Linked DNA regions of Mus musculus: region 1 is linked to region 2. Evidence: chromatin loops called from intact Hi-C (ENCODE). Cell type or tissue: heart. All regions are shown on one strand. Each heading gives the region's core, and the rest is flanking DNA. Links, peaks and the distances in the headings are about the cores only.

Region 1 (9,309 bases), core at 2,425-4,924, 190 kb after region 2:
CCAGGACAGCCAAGGCTACACAGAGAAACCCTGTCTCAAAAACCAAATAAATAAATAAATAAATAAATAAATAAATAAATAAATAAATAAATAAATATTTCAGAAAAACATTCTCTCATGTAAAGTACCAAAAGTAGTTACAGATACACCTCCTTGCCCACCAAATGCTCTGATATTATCAAGGGCTGGAAGGCTCTTGATAGATTTTTCAGCTAAAGTCTGACATCTTGTGGCCTTATTCTCAATTACATTAAAATTATGAGCTAGATCCACAGATGTCACAAACATCAAGAAGAAAAGGGAAGGGCACACAGAAAAATCAGGATAACTTCAAAAGAGCCGGGCAGTGGTAGTGCATGACTTTAATTCCAGCACTTGGGAGGAAGAGGAAGGCGGATTTCTGAGTTCAAGGCCAGCCTGGTTTACAGAGTGAGTTCCAGGACAGCCAGGGCTACACAGAGAAACCCTGTCTCAAAAAACCAAATAAATAAAAAAGATAAGTTCAAAAGCATGGTAAACGAAGCAGAGCTGGAGTAGCCTGGTGGCTCATGCCTGTAATTCCAACACTAAAGGCTGAGGCAGGAGAAGCACACACTCAAGGCTAGACTGGGCAGCATAGTGAGGTTCAGGTCAGCCTGAGAAACAGCAAGACTGTATTAAAAACTAGTAAAGAAGTAAACCACAAAATAGCATAAGGTAACCTTTTATAGCTGGAGTGAAGAGTGCTTACTGTACTGCTCTAGCAGAGAAGCAGAACTGGGTTCCTAGCAGCAAAGCCACCTGAACTCCAGTTCTAGGGGCCCATCACTGTCACCCTCTTCTCTCCTTGGTGGAACCTGTACTCACATGTACATACTGCCACACATACACAGGACTAGAAATAAAATCTTTCCAAGGGAGGTCCAACCCCATCAGCCCTGGGCTGTGAATAACAACTCTTCCCTCCTCTGAGAGTACATTTCAAGTGTTCTGGGTTCCACTTGTCTGAGCCTGCTGCTGGGGGGGGGGGGTGGTTTGTGGAATTTTCTCTCGACATTCCTTTTTATTCTGTAGCTCTCCCAGACTATGCTCTTGAGTGTTTGAGTTTCACGTGTGAATACAGTGGCTTTATTACTCTCCTCCATTAATGTCCTCCTACCCTTTCAGTTTCCTTCCTGGCCCTGACTGACCTTCTTCTCTCTTCTCCCAAGTGCATTCTAGCTGCCTCTTAGGAAGAAAGAGGTTGTAGGCTTGGAGAAGGTGGGGCAGAGCCTTTGAGTCCACCTGGAGAACTGTCTCCAGTCCAGCGGTTCCCTCTAACTCACTGCTGTCCCTTCTAATATCTGATGGCAAGGCTGCAGGTACTGGGTCTGGCCAGGCCCATGTTCCTTAGCTCTGGGTAGCCAAATAGAGGGGCGTTCACACCCCTTACTAAGCACAAGCACCTTAGTCTTAACCCCTCCAACCACCATCACAGATCCCAAAGCACAATCTCTGGTAATCTGTCAAGCACTTGAGCCTGGCCAAGGTCCTGGCTTTGTAAGGGGGCAGCTCCCTCGCATTGAGAGGTCTTATAGGCAGGGACCATTGGTTCCAAGAACTTCAAGAGGTGGCTCTGGCTCAGGGACTGAGTGGAGCTGGTATCAAATCAGGGGAGTAAGGCAGAGTGTGTTTCTACAGCCACTATAAACTGGGGATATACATGGATCCTCAAGAAATGTATAGGTCTAGTAGTCAGTGCCATGCTTCTCAAAGTCAGCATGCCATAGAATTATAAATGTATTTCATTATAGAACACTGACCTAGAAGCTGGTGGGATCTGGTATCATAAGTGCTATAATGCACTAGATTTCTTTTCAATTCCATTATGTGTAACTTCAGACAACCATACTGTCAAAAATTGTGAACTAGTGTTATTTTCCCCACTCCACAGTTGAGGAATTAAGATACAGAAATTAAGTAACTCGTTCAAGGCTATGCTGTTAACAAAAGGAGTCATCAGAAATGGAGGTTTAGCTCAGAGTCGCACTGTGCCTAGCATGAGCCAGTCCCTGGACTCATCGGCTTAATGAGTAGGGTTGAGTGCTTATTCGGCAGTCATTTGGTTCAGTGCTGTGTGTTCCCATCTAGTCCCTACCAACTCCATCAGCACCATTATTTTCTTCACTTCCCAGATGTAGAAATGAAACTTAGTGATATTATAAAAGTTCTTTGGACACATAGTTGTTATGTGTTATGAGAAAGGACTTAAAAATGAGCCAGTTCAGCCAGGGTGGTGGTGGTGGTGGTGGCACACCACACTTTTAAATCCAGCACACACGAGGCAGAGGCAGGAGGTCAGGGCCAGGTTGGTCTACAGAGGGAGTGCCAGGACAGGCAGGGCTACACAGAGTAATTCTGTCTTTAAAAAACAAAAACCAAACCAACACAAAATGAAATCAAAGTCAGTAGTTAAGAGCACATGACTGGTCCAGAGTGCCTGAGTTCAATTCTCTCAGGAAGCTCCAACCACCTGTAACTTCAGCTCCAGGAATTTTAGATAGTCTCTGGCCCCCTGGCCTCTGTAGGCAGAAGCTACACACATACACATTTTTTAAAAATCTATTGCCTTTGGGGAAAAAAACCAAGTTGATAACAATAGGCCTTTCCTCTCTTCAAAGCTTTAGACTATATATATATGTATATATATATATATGTGTGTGTGTGTGTGTATACATACATATATATGTGTGTGTGTATATATGTGTATATATATATATATATATATACATATATATAGTTTTATTTATATGAGTACACTGTCCCTCTCCTCAGACACACCAGAAGAGAGCATCAGATCCCATTACAAATGGTTGTGAGCCACCATGTAGTTGCTGGGAATTGAACTCAGGACCTCTGGAAGAACAGCCAGCATTCTTAACTGTTGAGCCATCTCTCCAGCCCTGGACCTATATTTTTTGATACTAGGGAAAACATATAGAAAATGTAAACTAGATCATTTCTCTTGCTCAAAACACTCTTCTATACTTCGTATAGAACCCAAATCCTGGGCTTCTAGCCCCACCGTGGAAAAACATCACACTACTTTATAGCTTTGCCTTGTAATGTAAGGGGTAATGTTAGTCACCTGTGCAATACTTTAGCAAGTACTTAGTTCATCTTTTCCTATACAGATCTATTTTACAGTTCACCAAGTTCTTGTGAACTTTCCTGGGTTCATGACATCCCTCCCCACCTTCCACAACCTTTTACAGTGCTTCTCATCATACAGATGACAAGCAGACTCAAAGCCTGAGACATAACTTCTAAATAGGTAACAAGAAGCTAGTGGGCATGTTTTATAAGGAAGGGCGACAGGACAGGTGCTTTTGATGATTAATCTGTCAGTGGCCTATAAACTGGGCTTGCCGAAACTAGAGAAATACTAGTTTGACTACTGGCATTAAAAACAAATTCTAAGGCTATGGTAGTTTACAGAGGAGTGTTTGGCAGTGGAGGGACGGAAGGAGGAAAAGACGGGAAGAAGGGTGATAGGCCTAGGCAAAATCATTAGCAGTCCCTTCACCATTTATGCAGAACTTAATGGTAAATAATAGTAAACACACACTTGAGCCTCCTCCCACCCTCTTCCTCGCGGAACCACACTGCAAATTCTTGGCCCGGAGATTGCTTTGTAGCCCAGACTGACCCCCAATTTCACAATCTGCTGCCTCAGCCTCCCAGGTGCTAGGATTATAGGCCTGCACCACCCTAGCCAGCCCTCGGCAGTGTTTCCTTCTTGACTTCATCCCGCCCACAGCATCGCGACCTGGGCCGGAGTCTCCTTTCTCCAGTTTGTTCCTGTTTGGAAGCCGCCTAGCTGGGTAGTAGGGTCAGGATGGAGAGAGCACTTAGAGACCGAGGTTTGGAACTTTCGGAACTTTAGCTAGGTGATCTTTATCGCTCTCTGGAAGATCAAGACCTCTTTCCGTTTCTCCCATTAATCTTAAAGACTGGGAGCCGGGCTCCCGATCCACGCTGCCAACCCGCTCCCACTGCCGCGGGGCGCTGCTACATTCCGCTCGCCGGCAGGGAGTGGGGATGGGGGGGGGGGGAAAACGTGCCGGTGACGTCACTTCCGGCGTGCAGACGCTAAGTCCGGCGTGCCGGCGTCTGCGTCAGCAGAGAGCGGGGCTGGGGGCACCCGGTTTGAAGTGGTGCGGGTCAGAGCGGCGCCGCCTCCGCCCGTGTGTGGGACCCTGGTCGCTGCGGAGACGAGCTCCGGTGGCCGGCACATGCCGGAAGGCCCGTGCGGGCCGCTCCACGCCGCGCCGCCTGCCGCCCTGCGCCCGGCGGCCTGGGCCTGCGCCGCTCTGCTCGGGAAACGAACGCCGGAGCGGCGCGGCGTGTAGCTCCCTGAGAGTTCCGAACCGCCGGCGCCGGCCATGGCGGTCTCCAGGTGGGTGTCGCCGCCCGTCAGCTAACGGGGAGCGCGCGCGGGCGGGCGGGCGAGGCTGTCGGTCGGCTCCCGGCGCGACGGTGCGGGGCGTGAGCGCTGCTTCTCGTTCGCTCGCCCAGACTTCCGAGGCTTCCCTCGGCTGGCAGGCGCTTTGGGCTCGGGTTACCCGGAGAAGTCGGCTCACGAAGCGCTTTTTCTCCTGGTTAAATGTGACTCGGCGCGTTCGATCTGGCTTTTTTTTTTTTTTCTTTTTTCCTTTTTTCTTTTTTCTTCACCACGTTGCTCCTCTTTGGTTTCTCTTCCCTCTTTGAATTTCTAGGCGAGTTTCTTTTCTTTTTCTTTCGTAGTATCAAAGTCTGTTCCCAAACCACCATTTCACGGCAAAACTTGGTAGTAACTGTCGATGGAGGCGGGGGTTGAAACACTGTTATCTAAGAGACCATCTGGTTATGCTAAATTTTAAAAAAAATTTACAGCGTAACGGGTATAGTCTTGCTCACTTTTTTCTTGAGGTCTAATTCCTCCTTTTTGTTAAGCAGTAAGTATTCTGTCAATCAGCGTGTGGTCTTAAGCAGATGACTATTTTAGCATCTTTCCCCAAGCGTTATCACAGATCTTAAATTATTGTAAAATTTTGCCCACGTGGAAGAGTCTGGGAAAATTATGGAAAGACGTATAAACATTTAACTTGTGTAGCTTCTGATGATAGAATGAGTTGAAAACTTGGAAATGATTTTGGTGTCCCGCTGACGTTTAAGTCGTCGGGATGGTCTCTCCGTGTTTAGTCATTAAGAGTTACCAAAGTCCTTTAGGGATGATGAGATAATGAGAATTGAGTCCTTTCACCAAATGGACTGAGGGAGATAAATGACGAAAATAAACAGCTTTCACTAATTTTTCGAAATTAGTTGAACACATTCCTTTATGCACACTCTTATAAGGAAGGAGTAACCCAAGTCACACACTCCCTAGGTAACTGATGAAATAGTGTGTGGGAGAATCCCATGGGAGCTGAGTGAAGGGAGTTGCTAGGTACTGGTAGTAGGGACAGCTAATTTTTATTTCATAAGCAGACTTAGTGGGAGAAAGACTCTTATTTCAGCACCTATGAAACTGCTTTAAGAGAATACAAGTGGCATTTATTTCTGCAAGTACAGATAGATTTATCTTATAATTTATCTTCCATGTAAATGCATAAATATATACACCAGAAATATGTTGGTACATGAGCATGAGATTTAAAGTCTCTTTTCTGTCTTCTCTTTCTTCTTTGAGACAAGGGGCTCATGTAGCCCAGGCTAGCCTCGAACTCAGAAGGAGCTTTGGTTCTGGGATTAGAGATGTGGTGTTACCTGGCCTTCTCAGGGTTTTTTAATTTAAGGGAATTAGTACTTCCTTTCGTGAAGTAGGTTTATATTTGTACAATGTTGGAAAGCGTTATAGAGGCAAAATGATAGTGCTTTAAAAAAATTGATCTTTTTCGCTTAGCACTAATCTATAGATCCAACTTTTGAAAGAAAGAGTGGGCTTTAAAGGCTTTTGGTCCTCATGATCTGCTTTCAAAGAGAACTGCTGTTTGTTGTTCCTGTTTTTTTTTTTTTTTTTTTAAAACTCACTGCCATAATTAAAGCCAGCCACATTTTATAGAAGCTTCTTCCATGCTTAGTTTAGTAATCTAAATGTAAGCGAAGGCTTTGGATGCCTTGCTTGGGAGGAGGTATTGGACTTTTAAAAATATTTGTGGATTCAGTTTGAAAAACAAACTTTGTAGTTTCAGGTCTGATGTCATGCACTAAGCATAAGTCTGTGCTGAGTAAGCTCCATTTTTCTCTCGTTGCTATTGTGGAAGTGGGGATTCCTTTAAGTACTTTTATGTAAAATAGGCAGAATGTAGTTTGAGAAATGGAGATCGTGTGCCAGAATCAAATAAATACTTTTGCTCTGTTTATGTCAATGCCCATAACTGTAGAGAAACCTTATATTTTTAAGACCCCTTAACCTCACCCCACAAGGGTTACTCTGTGTAACCTTGGCTGTCCTGGAACTTGTTCTGGTTCTGTAGAGTACACTGGCTTTGAATTTAGAGATCCACCTGCCTCTGCCTCCTGAATGATGGGATTAAAGGTATGTGCCACCACTGCCCAGCATTTTAAGATTTTATAAACATTGGTACTGTTGCTCCTTCTTCTGTCCGGAAATCTGGAGTAGTCTTCCTGTCTTTTTCATTTCCTCTTATCTAGCCAGTCACTAGGTCCAATCCTGCCCCACCTTTCTAAGCTTCCTGCAGCCCCTCTTTCTGACTTTCTATAATTGACGCGTTATCCAAACTCCAAACGTCTAGTCCAAGACATCTGCAATAGGTGAGGGGGCGTACACGCACTCTTACACACACACTCAACAACACAAACTTTTTTCTTCCTTTCTTCCCTCTTTTTCTTTCATTTTTTTTCTTTCTTTCTTTCTTTCTTTCTTTCTTTCTTTTTTTTTTTTTTTAAAGGAAAGGGGTTTTATTTTGGCTCAGTTTGAGAGTAAAGTTGGTCATGGTTAGGAAGGCGTGTGGGAACATGAGACAGTTGGACACACTGCATCCACAGTTAGGAAGCAGAAAGAAATGCTCTCTTTAAAAAGTTTTGTGTGGCCAGGCATGGTGGCACAACGCCTTTAATCCTAGCACTCGGGAGGCAGAGGCAGGTGGATTTCTGAGTTCGAGGCCAGCCTGGTCTACAAAGTGAGTTCCAGGACAGCCAGGGCTATACAGAGAAACCCTGACTCAACCCCCCCAACCCCCCCCAACAAAGTTTTGTGTGAGGGGCTGTTGAGATGGCTCAGTGATTAAGAGTGCTGACTGCCCTTCCAGAGGTCCTGAATTCAATTCCCAGCAACCACATGGTGGCTCACAACCATCTGTAATGGGATCTGATGCCCTCTTCTGGTGTGTTTGAAGACAGCTACAGTGTACTCATATACAAAAAATAAATACATAAATAAATAAGTATAACCGCCTTCACCTGCAGCAGCAGCAGCAGCAGGAGGAGGATCTGACCAGCTCACAGCAGCTTTTTTCTTTGTACTTGTTCTTGTTGGCATCTCCAAATTATTTATCACTTCAGTCATGTTATTTGCTAATATGCAATTTTTTTTTTTTTTTTTTTGAGACAGGGTTTCTCTGTATAGCCCTGGCTGTCCTGGAACTCACTTTGTAGACCAGGTTGGCCTCGGAACTCAGAAAGCCACCTGCCTCTACCTCCAGAGTGCTGGGATTAAAGGGATGAGCCACCACACCCGGCACAAATTTTAATTAGATTATTTTTCTGCCTATATCTGGCTAGCTTTCTGTTGCCTTAAGATGAGGTCCAAATTCCCAAGCTTCTTGTAGATCTTTTGGTTCTTGCATCTTGCATCAAGTTCTCTGCACTTACTGTCCTCCCTCCCTTCTGTCCTCCTTTCCCAGAATATTTTTACTTCCCATTTTTTTGTATCTAGCACAATTAATCTTCTCATCTTGTCTGTCTTTCTTGTTACAGTTTGAGTTGTGCCTAAATGCCTACACATCACACTTTGTTGGAAGTCTTCTTCCAACACCTGTGCTATTTGCAGTGGTGTGTTTTTTTTTTTTTTTTTTTTTTTGTCTCACAAAGTATCACACTTAGTAGCTGGCTGCTTAATTGTTCCCTCTTTTGCTGAATTAATAAATTCTGTTTGGGACAGAAATGTGTCTTGTCTTTCCATCTTGAGCAGTGTGTCTGGTTTTTAGGAGCCATTCAGTGCAATTTATTTTTTATTGTCTTTTTCTTATTGGAGACAGGAGTCTCAATGTAGTGCCTAAGCTATTCTTTTTTTCATTTTCCCATAGCTGAGACCACAGGAATTTGTCACTTTCTCAGTGAGTGTTTCCTAGTTCAGCTGTAGGTTTTTGCTTGGTCATACTGGGGATTGAACTCAGGAACTTACAAATGCCAGCCAAATATTTTACCACTGAACTATAATTCTAGTTTTGGTGTTGTGAGGTAGACTCTGGATATGCATTCCAGGCTGGCCCGCAACTATATTATCAGCCTGTCCTGCCTCTGCTAGGTTTATAGGTACACTAAAGAACTGACACCTGCCGGGTGTGGTGGGCACGCCTTTAATCCCAGCACTGGGGAGGCAGAGGCAGGTGGATTTCTGAGTTCGAGGCCAGCCTGGTCTACAAAGTGAGTTCCAGGACAGCCAGGACTACACAGAGAAACCCTGTCTCGAAAAACAAAACAAAAAAGAAAAAAAGAAAAAAAAAAAGAACTGACACCTAACTATGCTTTTGTTGTTGTTGGGAAGGACATTTACTTTAGCTTTGCATATTTCTAAGTATATTCTGTATTTATGAATATATATATAGGTATATATAAGTTCATATTTATGTGTGCTTATAAACAGTCTAATGATTATTCTTTTAAAATATTTATTTTTATAGTTTTAATTATGTATATGTGAATGCCTCTATGTGAGGTATGCATGTGAGTGCAGGTTACCTTGGAGGCCAAAGACATCAAATTCCCTGGAGCTGGGTTTACAGTTTATTGTGAGTGGCCTAACATGGGTTCTGGGAATCGAACTCAAGTCCTCTGGAAGAAAAGGAAAGAGTTCTAAACTGCACTCCAGCTCAGGATCGTGTGTGTGTCTGTGTGTGTGTGTGTGTGTGTGTGTGGTGTGCTGTGCTCGAGAGCGTGCATGTATGTATGTATGTATATGTGTGTGTGAATGAATGAGTATGCTGATGGTGACACACCAGAAGAGGGCATTGGATCCCATTACAGATGGTTGTGAGCCCCTTGTGATTGCTGGACCTCTGGAAAACCAGCCAGTGCTCTTAACTGCTGAGCCATCTCTTCAGCCTAGGATCATACTTTTAAAAA
Region 2 (9,309 bases), core at 2,260-4,759:
AGAGGGGAAGTGGGGAAAGAAGAAATGCAAAATCCTCTACCTTTTGCCACAGGCTAAACTACCTCATCAATAAAACTAAGCTGCACCCAAGTGTTTGGGTCTTTGAGCTCAAAGGCAACAGAGTCACTTCAGCAAAGGAATCCCAGCTAAAACTGACTCACTAAGGCAGTTTCTACTGTGAGATGTAGATTCCCAAAACAGGCGCTAAGAAATACAACTCAAATTCCATCCCTTCAAAGCCTCCGGGACGATTCAACTCAGCCATCAACCTGGGAGTCTCCCATCTGCAGAGAAGACAAAACCACAAAAGCCCCCAAAGTCCCCGCAGCTGCAGGCTCCCCTCCATTCGGGCGCAGAGTTGCACTGAACCTACCTGGTGCAGCTCATTGGACCGAGAGGCAGCGGCGACCGCGACAACCGCACCCTGAGCAACTTCGCACTCAGTACTTAAGAGGATGCAGCGCCGCGGTCCAGCCGGCCGACTGACCGCAGGCAACCGGGAGGCAGCTTATCAAAGCCAGATCACGTGAACCGGTCCCTCCGACCAATCAAAGGCCGTGCGCCCTGACCAACCACTGTGCAGCTGGGGCACGAGCCCCTGCCCCTGGAACGTGATCACCGCGGGGCTGGATGTGACCAGAGCGTGCTGGAAGGCGGCCGTAGAGTCCCTGAGCCCTGGGCCAGCGGGATCCAGCCGTGTTCCCGGAGCCTGGCGTGCAGCACGTAGCTCACGGCTCGCAGCTGGCCTTCTGCAGCTTGTGCGAGCCTGGCGGGGTCTTCTATGGAAACGCGTAGGTCTGTGCAGAGTTGAATCTGAGCTCAGAAAGTTGTGGCTCCGCCCGGTGTCTGTGTTATTTGAAATGCTTGTGATGCTCCTTGCTTTGTGTCCAAGCACCTTGGCCCAAGCAAAGAGAAGTTGGCTGGCTCTTCTTCCTCCACAAATAAAGTCACACAGCCACTCAAATGTTAAGAAAACACGTGAGCCCATGAAACGAAGTGGCCGTGTGTGTGTGTGTGTGTGTGTGTGTGTGTGTGTGTGTTTCCCTCTGAAGACAGAGGCAGAGAGGGCCAGTCTGTACAGCCTAGCGAGACTCTGCCTCTGAATAAGCAAATGGAGACTATGTGCTGACCTATTCAGTTCTCTGCTTGGGAGAGAGAACTATAGGCCAACATGAAGTTACTGTCCTTGCTCATTGTCACCAATTGCAGCAGACAGCCCAAATCCCTAGACTGAGTTATGACATCCTTAGGCAGAGGTCAAAATCACAGTTGATTTCATGCCCTACCCACCCAGCGGCTTTCGCTGAGATTTCTTTCTTTTCTTCTGTGCACATAACCAACACAAAGCAAAACTAAAATAAATATTTTTTAAAGAAACGTCTACTGAACATCACAGAGGAAAAAACTTGATAATTGGACTTTTAAAAACTAAAAAGTTCGACCGGGTGTGGTGGTGCATGCCTTTAATCCCAGCACTCTGAAGGCAAGAGTCTGGAGGATCTCTGTGAGTTCGAAGCCAGCCTGATCTACAGGATGAGTTTCAGTAGTTACACAGAGAAACCCTGTTGGGGGGAGAGAGAGCAAGGCGCGCGCACGCGCAGGGGCGGGGGGAGGCATATCTGTTAATCAAATATAAAATTGTTTTCTTCTTTTGTTTTTTGTTCTTCCCCCTTTCCTTTCCTCCCTCCGAACATTCCTACGTTCCTTGGTCTCTTTCAAATTCATGGCCCTTTTTCCCCCTACTTGTTGTTCTATGCGTATGAATACTGATTATTTTTACAAAGTCCATGACCTAGCTCTGCTTGGCTATCTAGAAGCCAATTAGAATGTGCAAAAAATTCCTCTGTCATGTAACTGTCAGACTCAAGAATTGTTACAATGGAGTAAAGAATAAGAACCATGCTATGGGGCTGGAGAACGGCTCAGAGGGTAGGAGTCCCTTGCTCTTCTTTCCACAGACCAGAGAGCAGGTCGTACCACCCAGCTCAGGCGCTCATACACAGCCTGGAACTCCAGCTTCAGGGGCTCTACCGCCCTCCTCTGGCTTTTGCAGGACCTGCACACATGTGCACATAACCAACACAAAGTAAAACTAAAATAAATATTTTTTTAAAGAAACGTCTACTGAACATCACAGAGGAAGAAACTTGATAATTGGACTTTTTAAAGATTTATTTTTATATTAGACATATGAGTGTTTTTTACCCCTCTGTATGTATGCATACCACATACATGTAGTGCCCTCAGAGGTCAGAGGTGGGCACTGGATACCCTGTCATTGGTTGTAAGCCACCACGTGGGTGCTGGGAACCAAACCCTGGTCCTCTACCAAGGGTAACAAGTGCTCTTAGCCGCTGGACCATCCCTCTCTCTCCCTCTCTCTCTCTTGGGCTTTACTTCTGAATAAAGCACCTGACCAACAGCAGAACTAACGCCCCTCTCAAGATGGCCAAGACCACGTGAAAGGCCAATGTTTAGGGTTTTAATCCTCACCTGAACCCAGGCAAGTTCTAGCCTCAGATTCCTGTTGTGCAATATGGAGATGGTAAATTTGCTTTGAGGAATAAACTTGTGTGTATCAGCAACATCCCACGTTAGAGCTCAGTTCAATACTCGATCCTCCTGTGCTCATTTCTACTCTCACCTCAGCAAAGTTAGTACCTGAGAGAAGCAGCAGTCACCACCATGCATGGCTCATTGAGTCTTATCATGGGCCAAGCATGCGCACCATGTCATCTGTTAAATACTTACAGCATCCTACATGGAACTGCCTGTCATAAATACCATCTTAGATAAAGGAAAACCATTAGGAGATCAAGAAACCTGGCCGGGACCTTCCAAGTAGAGTTGTGGCTCTCTGGGATCAGAACCTGCATGCAGGATAACTGCCGTCTGCCCCATTCTGGCTTCCTTTCATTAATGGTCAGTTACAAGGATAAAGACAGGAGGCGCCTTGTGTATTGTTGGCTTCAAACACTTTGTGTTTCACAGTTGATAAATCTAAACCCCGAGGAGGAAGCAGAGCTGGTAGCCAAGGGCTGGTTAGGTCAGAGCCAAAACTAGAATCTTGGATAGGCCTTTTCTCTACGCAAACCGTATATGCTGAGATAAAGGGTGACTATTACCAGCTAAAGCTATGAAACAGCACACTGTAAGAACAATGCAGTTTGATTCTACTTAGGAGGGAAAGATATGCAGGGACAGGCTCTAGAATATTCTTCACCAAAATGTTAGTGCTTACTAGGGGATGGTGACAGTACTCGTGGTAAAATGTTTTTGTTTTGCTTCTTCGTGGTTTTTGGAGATTGTTGTTGTTGTTGTTTTGGTTCGTTTTGGTTTGGTTTTTTGGGTTCCACACACACACACACACACACAATGAACACAGAAGGCTTCTGTAATTAACAAATAAATTTGAAAAGGTTTTCAAGCTTTCAGATTCAAGTAATTCAGAGAGACTCTTAGCTGGGTGCCAAGAACCACGTTGGAAGCTTTTTAAATGTTCTCAGGCTGCCCCCACCCCTCCCCATCCCAGCCCCACCACCGTCCTAGAAAAGCTGTATTGACTCTGCTTACGCTCCTGCCCCCTGGTGTTGATTAATGCTGCCAAAACAGATTTCTATTTCAACTTCAAGAGGACTTTTTAAACAGAAAACAGTATTCTTTCCTACAAGAAGTCAAGGTAACCTGTAAGCTTAATAGTCCAAGCCTCTCCTTCAGGCTCCTAGCTGGTTTTTACTGCCTTTCATTACAGGATTGAAGGTACTGGAAAGGAATCAGTGTTTTTTCCTTGGGTGTTGCGTCAATGAAGATGGACTAAACCAGAAGTTATGAAGAATTTTATTGTTTGTGGGCTCTATCCAAGTGTGGCTTGGCAGCACTCAAACGTTGCTTTGTCTTACTCGTCTTCCCATAATAAATCTATCAACCAGGGCTCGTTAATTGGTGCATGGTGTCCAGCATCATGCTTGAGGTTACCTGGAGTCATAAGCCATAGCCCTTTACCCTTGAGACTATTCTAGATATTTCTTTTATTTTAGGCTCAAAAAGTACCCCACAGATGAGGGGCTGCTGGCTGTGTGGTTTACACAGTGGGGTTGTCCAAGCATTTGCTCAGTATCTCACCTGGAGGCTGGACTCCTTTTGTGGGAAATTCACCCTGGGGTCCCCCAGTTACCAACTCATTTTCTTTTTCTTTCTTTCTTTGTTACTTTCTTTCTTCCTGTGTACATAAGCATTTTCACACATGTGTGTGATATGTATGTGTGTGTACATGTTCACGTTTGTGCACGTGTGTAAGAGTATACATGTAGATGTAAATGTCCCACGAACATTTCCCACAGATGTTCCAACAGATGTGCTGCAGGACAACTCCCCAACAATGGGCAGCTGTGGACGGGAAGTCCAAGAATCTAGTAGTTGCTCAGTCCCACGAGGCTAGTTGTTTCAGCTGGTCTTCTGTAGAGGCTGGAATCCTGAGTAAGTAGGTTCCAACAGATGTCCTGGCAAGTAAGAGCAAGCAGGTGAATAAGAGTGAGTCTTCCTTCTTCCAATGTCCTTATGTAGGCCTCCAGCAGAAGATGTGGCCCAGACGTGTACCACCACATCTTGACCTGGGACTTGCTTTGTCCCAGGTTGACTCAGAGATCTCGCAGGTGAGCCCTCCGATTCTGGACTGTAGTTCATTCCAGATATAATCAAGTTGACAACCAGGAATGACCATTACAAAAGGGGTCATTTACTCTTCTTGATGGTGTCTCTGTAGTCACGGAAGGCTGAAGGTGGATAAAAGTGTTGAGTTACAGGGGGCCTGAAAAGTAACAGCTGAATCATGCTGAAGGACGTTTAAATGTCACTACAACATTTAAATGTCACTACAAGTGAGTGAGTCCATGTGTGTATATGTGAGTGCACATATGTGAGCATGAGTATACATGTACACGTGTGCATATGAGTGTGACTATGTATGACTGTGTGTGACTATGTGTGTAACTGTCTGTGTGTGTGTGACTGTGTGTATGACTCTGTGTCTATGACTGTGTGTATGTGCATGTGGGTGTGGGTGTGACTCTGGGTGTGTGACTCTGTGTGTGTGTGTGCATATGTGTGTGAATGTGTGTAACTGTCCCTGTGACTGCCTGTGTGACTGTGTGTGTTACTGTGTGTGACTTTGTATGTGTGTGTGACTCTGTGTGGTGTGTGTGTGTGTGTGTGTGTGTGTGTGTGGCTCTGGGTGTGTGAGTGTGTGTATATGTGCATATGAGTGTGTGTGACTATGTATGTGACTGTCTGTGTTAGTATGTGACTGTGTGTGTGTGACTGTGTATGACTCTGTGTATATGAGTGTGTGTAACTGTGTGACTCTGTGTGTATGACTGCATTGTGACTCTGTGTGTGTGTGTGTGTGTGTGTGTGTGTGTGTACAACCTGACACCTGAGTAGAGGTCAGAGGATACATGCAGGAGTTGGTCCTCTGCTATTTAGGTTGTAAGAATCAAACTCATGGCCTCGGGCCTGGAAGCAGGTGCTTTACCCACTGAACCATCTTGCCTGCCCTTTAAAGATTTTAATGTGACCACCTGGGAGATGAAGAGGGAAAGAGTTCTTCAAGAAAAAGAACAGATCAAATCCCAGCAACCACAGGGTGGCTCACAACCATCTGTAATGAGATCTGATGCCCTCTTCTGGTGTGTCTGAAGACAACTACTACAGCGTACTTACATATAATAAATAAATAAATCTTAAAAAAAAAAAAAGAAGAACAGAAATTAGAAAAAATATACCTGGATTCACAGGAAATATCAGAAGAAAAATCAAAGTGATTTTCTAAAATATTCAAAATAATATTCTGAAAAAGAAGGTACTTTAGCTCTATCAGCTTAAATTGTACTATAGAGTTTTACAAAATGAATATTGGTACCCAAATACAGAATTAGCAGTGAGAGAAAAGAATACATAAATGTACATACTTACATATTAGAATTTCCTATATGCTTCAAGAGGACATTTCTAATAAGGAGAGAGGGGATTGTTCAAAAAATGGGCATCTGACTAGCCTTGGAATGGATATTAGAAAGATGTATACAATAAATGGCTTTCATTCTCTGTGGAGAGGAGCCAAAATGGTTTGATGGCATAGAAACATGTATAAATAAGACATGTCAGTAGGAATGTCTTAAGTCTGTTCTGTGTTACTATAACAAATTGCCAGATATATAATATATTTGTAATAAATAAATGTGTAATATATAAAGAAATTTACTTGGCTCTTAATTCTGGTAGCCAGAAAACTCAAATAGAATGGTACAGGACTCTGGCAAAGGCCAACTGTGTTACAACACAGCAGAGGGTGTTCCATGAAGGAGCATAGTTGAGGCCAAACAGCAGGAGCATGCAGAAGCAACAGATCACACAGCAAGGGAGGACAAGAGACAGAGGGGAATGGGAGAGATAAGCTTCTCTCTTATATAACCAGCTCTGCCAAGAACTAATCCACTCTTTTTAAAAAAATCTACCCTGCTTCTAGAGATCAGCTTAGCATCAGTCTCTTCAGAGGATTAAGCTCTTAAAGGATCTGACACATTTCCATATGAGTTTGACACACACATCTGTCTAGGGATTCTAATTGTTTTTAATTAGGTTTTATTTAAATCTGTAATTAAAATTTTTTATTTCTTTCTTTTAAAGAAAAAAAAAAGTTCCAACCAGGTGTAATGGCACACACCTTTAATCCCAGCACTCAGGAGGCAGAGGCAGGCAGATCTCTGTGAGTTCAAGGCCAGCCTGGTCTACAGAGTGAGTTCCAGGACATCCAGGGCTACATAGTGACACATTGTCTCAAAAAAGCAGAAAAGAAGGAAAAAAAATCCTACGTGAATGCCTCACTCAGTGCTCATCAGAGACATTTCTTCCTGCAGCAAATGAGAGTTAACACAGAGCCCTGAAACCAGCCAGTGGACAGAGAGTGAGAGACTTTAGAACACTCAGTCCTAAATGGGGTGTCTTCATCAAACCTCTCCTAGAAGGGCTCAGGGATCTATGTGGAAGAGGACACAGAAAGATTTTAAGAGCCAGAGGAGTTGTATGGCACCAAGGAAATAGTCTCTTCCAGATGTAACAGGACTGACACAGGTATGAACTCACAGAGACTGTGGTGGCATGCACAGGGCCTGCACAGGTTCAAGCCAGATGAAGCCCCAGCATTGAGAGAGGAAAATGAACATAGGGTCACAAAATGTCCTAGTTACTGCTCTACTGCTGTGAGGAGACATCATGACCAAGGCAACTTATAAAAGAAAGTATTTAACTAGAGGATTGCTTATAGTTCCAGAGGATTCGTCCATGAACGTCATGGCAGGAAGCATGGTGGCAGGCAGGCATGGTGCTGGAGCAGTAACTGAGAGTTCATATCTGACCTGCAAGTCACAGGCAGAAAGTGCATGACACAGCCTATTAAAACTTCCAGGTCTGCTCCTAGTGACATACCCATGCCAAAAGGCCATACCCACTAATGCTTCCTAAACTGTCCACCAGCTAGGAACCAGACTTTCAAACATACGAGCCTATTCCGATTCTCACTCAAATCACCACACATACCGTAACCAAGAAGCTATTTGCAATCAATACCCACCAGCAAAAGGAAAATTAGTTTTCTACAATGGAGTTTCACTGGGTATAGGTATATCATGCCCCGGAGTAGGTGGGCAACACAAAAGGAAATCAATTTTATAGGGTTTTGTTTGGTTGGTTGGTTTTTTTGTTTGTTTGTTTTGTCTTATGGGTTTTTTCATTTGTTTTGATTTTTATTCTGTTTTCATGTGGTATTTCTTTTTGTTGCTTGGTTTTGGTTTTGGTTTTTTTGGAAGAGAGAGAGAAAGAGCATAAAGTTGGGCAGGGAGGGCCTGAGAAGAGTTGAGAGAGGTTGAAACATGATCAAAATATAATGAATTAAATTTTTTAATTAAAAAGAAGTTCTCTCTGAGGATAGGTAGAAAGAAGAGTGTGTGTGAGTTAATATGATCAAAGTACATGATATGTTTGAATAAAAACATATTTATGAAACCCATAATCATATTTTTTAAAGGTTAAAAAAGGTATTAGAACCAAGACTGGCTCTGTTTGGTACAGTAGGAGCCTCAGTGAATCTCCATTTCCTCCCCTCTGAGCCAGACAAAGGCCTTCAGGGTTGATTGTGCTTAGCCGGCCAAAGCTGTCTACACTGCCTTTACCGTGTCTAGGCAGCTGGTCACACTTCTGGTTTGGTCACATGTTTCACTAAGTCTTTATGTCCTAGGACATCAAATTCTGCTGCTTTGCTTTAAATATGAATGGTCCATGGGATGTGGCAGCTGTCTTTGTTACCAGGCCACTTTACTTACCAGGCCCATATTGTCCAGTACACAGGCTTTCTGTTTTCTAGCCTGACATCTGGACTCAGCTCTGAACTTACAGGAAGGGTTTCAAAGCACCTTCAGCAGACGCAAGCCCACCCACTCATAAGGTACCACAGGTCCTCTAAATATGACAAAACTCACCTAACCAGCTGCCCCTTCATACTCAGAAACAACACACTGTCCTACCCCCCTTGTAACTAGAGCTGGGCATTGTCTCCATAAACCTTGGGAAGAAAAAGTGGACCTAGTCTGGGCCAGAGCCATGTCAGAAAACTATTTCTACTTGGCTACTCCACACCAAGGATGTGATGGAAAGTTCCAGCGCAGGAGCCTGGGACTTGCAAGCATCTTTCCAGATTCCCAAAAGAGTCAACAATTTGCAGTAGGGCTTTAATATTTGTTTAAAGTGCAGTGACTCTTCTAGAATGTCACCCTGAACTTTAAAAACTCCTCAAAGCCAACTTTCTTCAAGTGTACTCCATTAGCTAAGCATTGGCTTGTTTTGTTTTGTTTTTTGTTTTGTTTTGTTTGTTTGTTGAGGTGGTGTTTGTTTGATGGTTTGTTTTTTCTGAAACAAGGTTTCTCTGTGTAGCCTTGGCTGGCCTGATCTCACTATGTAGACCAGGTTGGCCTCAAACTCACAGAGATCCACGTGCCTCTGCCTCCCTAGTGCTGGGATTAAAGGCCCATGTCACCACACCCTGCTGCAACTCTTACACTTTTGTTTTTTGTTTTGGTTTTGGTTTGTTTGTTTCTTTCTTTGTTTGTTTAAGACAGGGTTTCTCTGTATAGTCCTGGCTGTTCTGGAACTCACTTTGTAGACCAGGCTGACCTCAAACTCAGATATCCGCCTGCCTCTGCCTCCCAAGTGCTGGGATTAAAGGCACCACCGCCCGGCAACTCTTAAACTTTTAAATCA

What was found. Peaks named below come from ENCODE experiments on the same cell type or tissue, not always from the same donor. Only the 100,000 strongest peaks of a DNase experiment are listed, where the experiment ranks them.
Region 1: it touches region 2 in a loop (2.4-fold over the local background); 1 of 42 quality-filtered maps calls a loop at or near these places.

Annotation. Positions count from the first base shown.
Region 1 is chr19:36,921,985-36,931,293 of GRCm38, forward strand. It overlaps Btaf1 (B-TFIID TATA-box binding protein associated factor 1), which reads left to right and starts at 4,095. Exons shown (of 38, transcript NM_001080706.1): 1 at 4,095-4,417. The coding sequence starts at 4,404. In heart, for the core only: a CTCF peak has its summit at 3,984; a DNase peak (open chromatin) is centred at 4,117; H3K4me3 peaks cover 1,791 bases; H3K27ac peaks cover 1,759 bases.
Region 2 is chr19:36,736,180-36,745,488 of GRCm38, forward strand. It overlaps Ppp1r3c (protein phosphatase 1, regulatory subunit 3C), which reads right to left and starts at 425. Exons shown (of 2, transcript NM_016854.2): 1 at 374-425. The coding sequence starts at 387. In heart, for the core only: a CTCF peak has its summit at 3,593 (motif pointing left); no DNase peak of the experiment used is centred there; H3K27ac peaks cover 606 bases.